Linked DNA regions of Homo sapiens: region 2 is linked to region 1. The links are chromatin contacts, found by Hi-C in ENCODE. All regions are on one chromosome and are shown on one strand. Each heading gives the region's core, a stretch centred on a gene start or an enhancer-like site at or near the end of the contact. The rest is flanking DNA. Distances are from core to core; before and after follow the strand shown. Region 1 holds the start of SLC9A2 (solute carrier family 9 member A2). Region 2 holds the start of IL18R1 (interleukin 18 receptor 1).

Region 1 (4,573 bases), core at 1,466-3,965:
TCAGAGTTTCCACCTCAACTAGTGGGAGTATTAATACCGCCACTCCCTACAGGGCAGGCTTGTGGCATCTGAGTTTATTATTAGAGGCAATTTACAAACATGTGTGTATCTGGTTTATAGGTGGGGAAGCCCATCTCCCTTATACCATCTCTCAGTGGAATTAAGACACTCAACTAGTAGCACCACGTCAAAGCCAGTCAATTACAGACTTCAGAGTTGTTAAATAATATGTGTCTCTCTTAGTCACCACTAATAGACTCTAATTAATCTTATCTGGCATGAAGATTTGCTTCCGGTTTACCTACCACAACTTCCACCCTCCTGTAAACCATCCCTTCTACCTGCTTTGCACTCCTCTCCCAATTTATGTCTTTGTTCAGTCCTCTCTGGAATGTTGCTCCCTTTTCTCTCTAACTGACCAGATCCTGGTCATCCTGGAAAATCCAGTTTAAATGTTTGCTCTGCATGAGGAAGTGTTCTCTGCTTCCCTGCAATGGCATACTATCTTTTCTGAGTTTGTCACCCTACTCAGCACTGTCCTGGGCAATAATCACACAGCGTGTACACGTCTCTCCACTCATCAGTAAGCTCCCTGAGGATGGCAGACAATGCGTCTTTTCATTCTTTATGGAAATCTGCCTCATCTCACAGGGTAAAGACGTAAAACACATGTAATGCATACATTCTTTGGACCTAACAACTTAATCGAATCATTATAACAATAGTTAATATTTCAGGATTTTTCTAAAGTCTTTAAAATATAAAGTAAAAATAATATAAAGCACCATGCTCATAACATGAAAGTTTCTGGGGCGTGGGTAATGAAGATGAGAAAATATATTCTGAGGTTTCTGCTTTCAAAATGAGAGTTAAAGGTAGTATGAAAGTGGGTAATTTTTTTTTTTTTTTTTTTTTCCCTGAGACAAGGTATCTCTCTGTGGCCCAGGCTGGAGTGCAGTGGTGCCATTCATGGCTCACTGCAACCGCAACCTCCTGAGTTTAAGCGATCCTCCTCCCTCAGGCTCCCGCCTCAGCCTCCAAGTAACTGGGAATACATATGTGCACCACAACACCAGGCTACCTAATTAATTAATTAATTGATTGATTAATTTTTGAGACAGAGTCTTGCTTTGTTGCCCAGGCTGGAGTGCAGTGGCAATCTCGGTTCAATGCAACCTCCGCCTCCTGGGTTCAAGCAATTCCCTCCCTCAGCCTCCCGAGTAGCTGGGATTACAGGCGCCCACCACCACGCCCGGCTAATTTTTTTGTATTTTTAGTAGAGACGAGGTTTCACCATGTTGATCAGTGATCCTCGTGATCCACCTTGCCTCAGCCTCCCAAAGTGCTGGGATTACAGGCGTGAATCACCTCGCCCGGCCAATTTTTTATTTTTGTACTGTTTGGTCTTGCTATGTTGCCCATGATGATCTTGAACTCCTGGCCTCAAGGGATCCTCACGTCTGGGCCTCCCAGTGTGCTGGGATTACAGGCTGGGCCATTGTCCTGGGCCCAGAGTTAATTATTTTTAAATATGCATCTCACCTCACTGGCCTCAGCCACCCCGAAGCAAAAGCTTCCTGGAGAGTGACAGCCTCAACCCAATAGAGGGAGGAGAAAGGGCGTTCCTATTGCAGCTGCAAGCACTCAGGTGTCCCTGGTCCCCTTCCATGCACCTCATTAGTCAGGCGCACAGCAGGGTCTGTGTCACTGCCAAGGCGCCTCTCTCCTGTAGCATCCAGGGTTTTAACCACATTATGCATAGCTCCGGGGTTCGTCGGCACCTCTCTCCCTGCAGGTGAGACTGGTACACTTCAATAAACAGATCTCACTCAACTTAAGCAGAGAGCTGACAAACTTGGCGTTCCGTGCGGCAGAAGTAAGCAGCAATCGCTGAGTTTGTAGAACTTACACTTGGGGCCATTTCAAGGCCAATGTTCCCTTAAGAACCAAAACGCGAAACTGCTCTTCCAAGGGTCCTTTTCAACCAGAAGAAGCTGCTCCATCTGTCGTCCCTGCCCTGATTCAAGATGAGGCGGTCACTATCTAGAGGTCAGCTGGCTGACCCGGTCACCCTCCAGGTGTCCCCCCGAGATCGCCCCCTCCCATTCCCCACAAGTCCAGTTCGCTCACCAATCTTGGCCAGGGAGGCCAGCAGGATCCAAAGGGTGATCTCGAAGGGGATCTGCACGTGGGGGTAATCCAGCGTAAACACAGGCAGCCGGCTCTCCTCGAACAGCGTCGTTCCGGGAGCCACCACGCTCGCAGGGCTAGGCGGGCTGGAACTGGTGCCCATGGCCCTCGGCGCGTTCAGCAAGGTCTCCGCCAGGGCGCCCACGGGCCCCGCCACCTGCAGGAGCAGCAGCAACAGCATCGGAGGCAGTGGCGCCCGCAGGCTCCTCCAGTTGCCCAGTGGTTCCATGGGTGCCGCCGGTTGCCGCCAAGGGGACCGGCGGTTGGCCCTCCGAGCGCTCAACGCATCGCGCCCGGGCTGCTCAGCCCGCTCCGCCCTGCCCCGTGCAGGGCAGGGCAGCGACAGCCACCCGCCGCTGCTGCGGCACCGGGTCTCTGCAACCAGAGGGCTAGGTCCTCGCTGCGAGCAGGCGCACTGCCTGGCGAGGCACGTGCAGGGCGACGAGAGGCCGCTGCGCGTACCCTCAGCAGCCCTCAGCCGCCCTCCGCCGCCGGCCGCCTGCCCATGCCGGTGCGCTGCTCTCCAGCCGCAGCGGCAGGCCCTGCCCAGGGCGGCCCGCGGGCGGGGGCGGGGCGGGCGCGGCGCCCAAGCCGCAGGGCAGGAGGACAAGGGGACCTGGCCGGCACACCGCGCACCTGCCCGAGCCCGCGGGGAACGCGGGGCCCCAGTGACCGCGGGGGCGATGGCTGCCCTCCCTTCGCGCAGGCACCGCGCGCCAAGACCCGCCACCCCCAGAGCCAGCGAACTGTGGGTGGAATCGCCGCAACGGGCGCATGGTGGCCGGAGCTGTCTCCGCCCCGGAGGCAGCGTCGGACGTCCATCCAGTGAAGGAACCAGCGCGACCCACGAGTCGCGCCCTTCCCTCCTCCCCCGCCCCCGCAGGCTCCTCCAAGGGGACACCCCGGTGCGCTGGGCGCGCGGGGAGGCGCCACAGGCTCGCGGTCCGGAGGAGAAGCCCGGGCCGGTGGAGGAGGAGTGCTGTCACCCCAGCCTGGCGCTGCGGAGGCCAAGACAAGGCATGGGATTCTCTGGACGTACAGAAAGTTTAGGAAAGCCAAATTTTGTTTCCTTTCCGAGAGTTATCAACTCGCGCACAAGGTGCTCTGAACAGGGAAACTCCCTGCGCGGAACTCAGTGTTCCCACGCCCCCACGGAATCGGAATCCTGTTCTCTCCTCTTGCCACATTGTGCTGCTTTCACCCATTTGCTACACTGTCGCTGCCACTTTTCTTCTCCCTCCCCCAGCTCACGTAAAAAAAACCAAAACATCTTTCTCCGCTTTTAGGCTTAGAGGTGTACATGTCCAAGAGCATAAGAAATATAATTATTTCATGGAAAACCAGTGATTTGCCTCGCTCAGATTGACTTGCTCCGCTAATTACAGGACAGGCTGTGGTCAGGAAAAGAAAGGAAGCGTGATTCTTCTTCTGGATCTAAAAGGGCTTTCTCATGCAGAGCCAACCTTTCCTGTCCTTCAGAGCGCCTCCTTCACTGGTTGCGATCTCACTGTTTGAGCATCTTTATCGCCAGAAACCGAAATGAGCACAAAGGGGACTAGTTGCCATTCAATTAACTGAAAGTTTTCCCTTTGATATTTATGAAATAAAATCCTTCTCTTTTCTTAATCTTTGATGTGTCAAAACACGTGGCTTCTACTATTAAACAAACACCAGGCAGTTCGACCTTCAAAGCCGTTTTTTTTTTTTTTTTCTTTCAAAGTTCTAACATAGAAAATCAGTGAGATGTCAGCAGAGGGTACAAGAAAAAAAAATCCTCCACCTGCATAGAAGAAAATAAGGAACAGTCCTCTTTGGGTCTTCAAAGTAATGGAGGGACAAGTCCAGGCTAAAAAGAGAGAAGAATTCTGGGAGATGTTACAGAGCACTACTTCATTTGATATTTCACAAAGCATCAGTTTTTCAAAAGCGCTACAGAATTGAAACTAAAGATATTATCTTGAGAAGAATCATTGGGCATCCAAAACTCAGCCTCCCCTTCTCCTTTCACTGGAAACGTTTATTAAAGGTATGTGCCTAACATACCCCTGTGAAAAGGCAGCAAATAAGAGATTTTTAAATTTTTTGAGTATCTGTCTCTACATGGGAAGCTCAATACAAGGCACTTTACTTGCATTTTTTTGTCAATCGTAAAAATCCAAAGAGGCAGATATTTTTTACCCATTTTATAAGTGAAGAAATATAGTGTAGAAATGTGTAAAAATAAACAAATAGACTTAATCAAGTTTACATATTAAGTAAGTGTCTGGATGGAATTCACACCCAGGCCTGCCCAGGCTAACACTGGTATCATCTCACCCTCTACCCCATGACTAGTTGCCCATAAACAGCACGCTATATTCTCAGCTACTTTAAAATAAGCAGT
Region 2 (4,573 bases), core at 606-3,105, 260 kb after region 1:
AGCTCTCCAACTGCAACAGCCCCAAATGGCACATGCCTATGTCCAAGCCCGTCTCCATCACTCTGCAGGTGTTTCCATCACTCCTGGACTAGCTCCCACTCTCTGGTGAGGTCCCTGAAGGCAGGGACCCTGCCTTTTCTTTTTTTTCTTTTTTTTTTTTGAGATAGAGTCTCACTCTGTCGCCCAGGCTGGAGTGCAGTGGCACAATCTCTGCTCACTGCAACCTCTGCCTCCCAGGTTCAAGGGATTCTCCTGCCTCAGCCTCCCGAGTAGCTGGGATTACAGATGCATGCCACCATGCCTGGCTAATTTTCTGTATTTTTAGTAGAGACGGGGTTTCACCATGTTAGCCAGGATGGTCTCGATCTCCTGACCTCATGATCCGCCCACCTCAGCCTCCCAAGTGCTGGGATTTAGACCCTGCCTTTTCAATCCACATTCCTAGGCCTTAGCCTTAGTTCTCAGCCTTTGGATGTATATTTGTGCAGGGAGAGGGAAAACACTGTCCCCAGAACCTGCACAAACCCAATTCCCCAAATTTACCCCTCCTAGCCCATCCAAGGCCCTGAGGTTGAGAGGTGTGCTCCCAATAGCAGCACTGTGTATGACACAAAATCAGTATTTGCAAAGGGTCTTGAGAATGAAGCAAGGGAAGTCAGTGAAATGAATACAATAATCTTGGATCTCTGTATCTGGCTGCAATTGACACCTCATTAATTTGTCTGATAACTGCGATGCAAGGTGCTGGGCATTTTAACTTCCCAAGGCTGGGCAGAAAAAAGACAAAGGCTCTGGAATCAGAAAAACTGTAGGTGTGGATCTGGGATCTACTACTTAGTAGCTGGATACTCTTGGGTAAATGACGGAATTCCTCCTCCCTTTTATTAAAGCATAATAATAGTTCCTATTTCATGTGGCCCTTAGGAGGATTAAGTGAAAATAAGATATCTAAAAATTTTCTACAGTGTCAGGCACACAGTAAGCACTTAAAAAATGACAACTATTGTTATCATTTATTTCAGTCGTTCTCACCTCTCCAGAAAATAATTGGGGATGTCTTAATTTCTAAAACTATACTTTCAGAGAAAGACAGGATGCTGTCTCATCAATTATTCACACGTATTCACACACACACTATCTCTCTCTCTCTCTTAATTGATCTTGTTTTGAGAATCCCTCCCCGGATGGTGGTCTTCCCTTCCTCTGGGGGGTGGGGAGGGGATGCGGGTGGCAGCGGAGCCCACCCTTACCTTCAGAGAGGCGTCCCCGAGGCTGGGGCGGGGGCGGCAGCTCCTCCTTCACGCCAGGTCGCGACTGCGGAGGCCAAGTTCAGAAAGTAGGTGAGAAGCAGCGATCTCCGCCTCCTGACTACCGTGGAAAGTGAAAGAGAGGTGTGATTAAAGAGATAAGGCACCCAGAGAGGGCTACAAAAAAAAAAAAAAAGAAGAAGAAGGAAAAAAAGTAGGAACAGAAAGAAGAATGTCAGGCGTCTGGCAGCTCCTGGCTGCTAACCCCGGCCGGTGGAGGCTGCAGGTGGGCACTGCCCGCGGTCGGGCGAAGCTCCGGGTCCGGGAGTGTAGCGGTCTGGGGCGCTCTCAGTCTGGGGCGCTCCCTGGCGTAGAATCCTCCCTGACTCGGAGGTCCCGGTCTGGGGACCCTCCGGTCCGGGTGCTCCTCGCAGCCGTGCTCCAGGACCGGCTCCTCCACCCAGACGCCCCGCGTGGAGTTACCGGAGCTACTGGATCGCGGGGTCCAAAGGTTGCTGCTGGAAAACCCAGCGCCTTGCCCTTTTCCCGCGGACGGCGTGGGCCCCAGGCGTCTGGCGCTTCCTGCCCAGCCGCGCGGCGCGGGTCCCGGGAAAACCCGGGCTGTAGCCGGGTGACCTGCGGGGCCGGAAGGGGGCGCGCCCGGGCCGCTCGCAAGCACCCTGCAGGCCGCGGTTCACAGCAGAGGATGCCAGGAGGGAGGACCGCTGGCCGCAGCGGCCGCCCGGCTCTTCAGAGGAAGAGGAGGGGAGGGCTGAGGGTGGAAGAGGGGTCCCCGGGGGATGCCGAAGGTGAGAGGGGCTCCGCGTCTCAAGTACACAAATGCGCCCCAGGCTTTTTGCTTTCCCAGAAGGATGGGAGTTCACTATAGGGAAGTAATAGAGAGGGGTGCAATTGTTGAAGTTTTAATTTTTTTTAAGGAGGCCAAAGGGGAATGTGTGTTTCTAGATTTTTATTTTGTGGCAGAACTGTTATTTAACCAAAGGAAAAGGGAAACCCATAGCCGACAGGCAAAATGTTCAATTGGACAATGATTTTAATTCTTTTTACCCAATTTAGATAATTCACCACATAATAAATAAAAATATGTAATTATCTCAATAAATGCAAATAAAAGCATCTGGCAAAATTCAACACCCTTTCTGAATTAATAACGATCAGAAAACCGAGAGTAGAAATGATCTTTCTTAATCTGATAAAGAACATCTATAAGAAACCTACAGGTGACCTCATAATAGTGAAACATTTTACTTTTTCCTAAGATTAGTAATGAGATAAGGATTTTGGCTCCCACCTGGGACAACTGCTTTGCAACAAGTGAAGAAATAAAAATAAAATTAGAAAGCATAAAGATTGAGAAGAAAGAATTAAAACTACTGGTTTTAACAGAGAGCATAATTATATGTAGACCAACTTTTGAAATCTACAAAAAAAAAAACTACTGGAAATATTAAGTTTATCAAGATCATGGAATATAAAAATCAATAGCAATTCTATATATTAGAGATGGAAACTTGAAAAGTGAAGTTTGTTAAAAATGCCATTTACCATAGCATTTAAAAATCAAAATACCAAAGTATAAATTCATTGGATAATATATGAGATATCTCCTGTGAAAACTACAAAATATTGCTAACAGAGATGAAACATCTAAGTAATAAAGGGATATACCACGTTTACGGATTGGAAGACTTAAGACATCTATTCTCCACACTGTATATTTTTAGACTCTATATATTACAGAATCTATATATTTAATACAATTCAATCCAAATCCCAGGAAAATTTTTCAAAGAAATTAAGAAGCTGTTTCTAAAATTCATATGAAAATGCAAATAATCTAGGATTGTCCGGACAGAGACGGAGTTTTGCTCTTCTTGCCCAGGCTGGAGTGAGTGCAATGACGCGATCTCGGCTCACTGCAACCTCCGCCTCCCGGGTTCAAGCGATTCTCCTGCCTCAGCCGCCCGAGTAGCTGGGATTACAGGCATGCACTATCACGCCTGGCTACTTTTGTATTTTTAGTAGAGACAGGGTTTCTCCGTGTTGGTCAGGCTGGTTTTGAACTCTCGACCTCAGGTGATCCACCCATTTCAGCCTCCCAAAGTGTTGAAATTACAGGGGTGAGCCACCTGCCCGGCCTGTCTGGGCAATCTTGACAAAGATGAACAAAGTTGAGAGACTTATACTGACTTGAGGATTTATAATAAGGCAATAGTAATTATGGCAATGTGATATTCACAGAAACATACAAACATACAAAATAGAAAGTAGACTAATAGATCCACACATATCTAGTCAATTGATTTTTTTAACAAAGCACCATGTCAATTCAGTGGGGAAAAAACAGTCTTTCACAAACATTGCTGGAACAGCTGGGTACCTCTACAGAAGAAGCAGCAGCAGAAAAAAGAACTTTGTCCTTGCCTTGTTCTATATACAAGTATCAATTCACAATAGACCATGGACCTAAACATAAAAGCTAGAACCGTAAATATTTCATAAAAATACAGAGAAGACCCTTGAACAGGCAAAAAATAAATAAATAAATCATGCTCTTGGACAGGCAAAAAAAAAAAATTCTTAGCTAGGACACAAAAAAAAATAGCCATTTGGGACACATTGATTAATTGGACATCACCAAAATTAAAAATGTCTACTAAACAAAGACATCACTTAAAAATGAATAGATAACCCTGGAAATATTCTCACTTTACATCTATCTGGCAAAGAACTTGCATCCACAATACATAAATAATTCCTACACATCAACAATATAAAAAGAAATACAATTTAAATAAGGCAAAATATTTTGCCTTCACTAAAAAATATATACGAATGGCCAATGAAAACATGAAAAGGGCTCATCATCATGAGTCGGGGAACTTCAAGTTAAGACCATGGTGATCTTCATCTAACACCTGTGAAAATTGTTAAAATATAAAGAAACTTGACAACACCAATTATTGGTGAGGCAATGAAGCAGCAGAGCTCTCATACACAACTGGTGGGAATGTAAAGTAGTACAATTAGTTTGCGAAACAATGTATAAGTTTCTCTGAAAGTTAAATATGCACCTACCCTATGACCACTCTTAAGTGTCAAAATAAAATCATAAGTCCACAAGTATGTTCATAGGAGACTCTGTCTCAAATACATATATATAATATTATATATATAAAATATTCTATATAAAATATATATTATATTATATATAATATTCTATATAAAATATATATTATATTATATATAATATTCTATATAAAATATATGTTATATTATTTATATAGAATACTATATATTATATA

The links. Hi-C counts contacts between places; a loop is a spot of excess contacts on that map. Pooled maps may share reads with other maps.
Region 2: a loop to region 1 is called in a map of PC-9, with 5 times the contacts of the local background. The contact joins the promoter of IL18R1 here to the promoter of SLC9A2 in region 1. A Hi-C loop is called at or near these places in 1 of 168 maps with a recorded cell type or tissue (PC-9), 2 of 37 single-sample maps with no recorded cell type and 7 of 50 pooled maps.

What each region holds. Positions count from the first base shown.
Region 1 is chr2:102,617,695-102,622,267 of GRCh38, reverse strand. It overlaps SLC9A2 (solute carrier family 9 member A2), which reads right to left and starts at 2,715. Exons shown (of 12, transcript NM_003048.6): 1 at 2,131-2,715. The coding sequence starts at 2,419. RefSeq lists a silencer at 2,998-3,107.
Region 2 is chr2:102,353,078-102,357,650 of GRCh38, reverse strand. It overlaps IL18R1 (interleukin 18 receptor 1), which reads right to left and starts at 1,855. Exons shown (of 11, transcript NM_003855.5): 1 at 1,251-1,855. RefSeq lists silencers at 1,801-1,860, 1,881-1,990 and an enhancer at 1,585-2,086.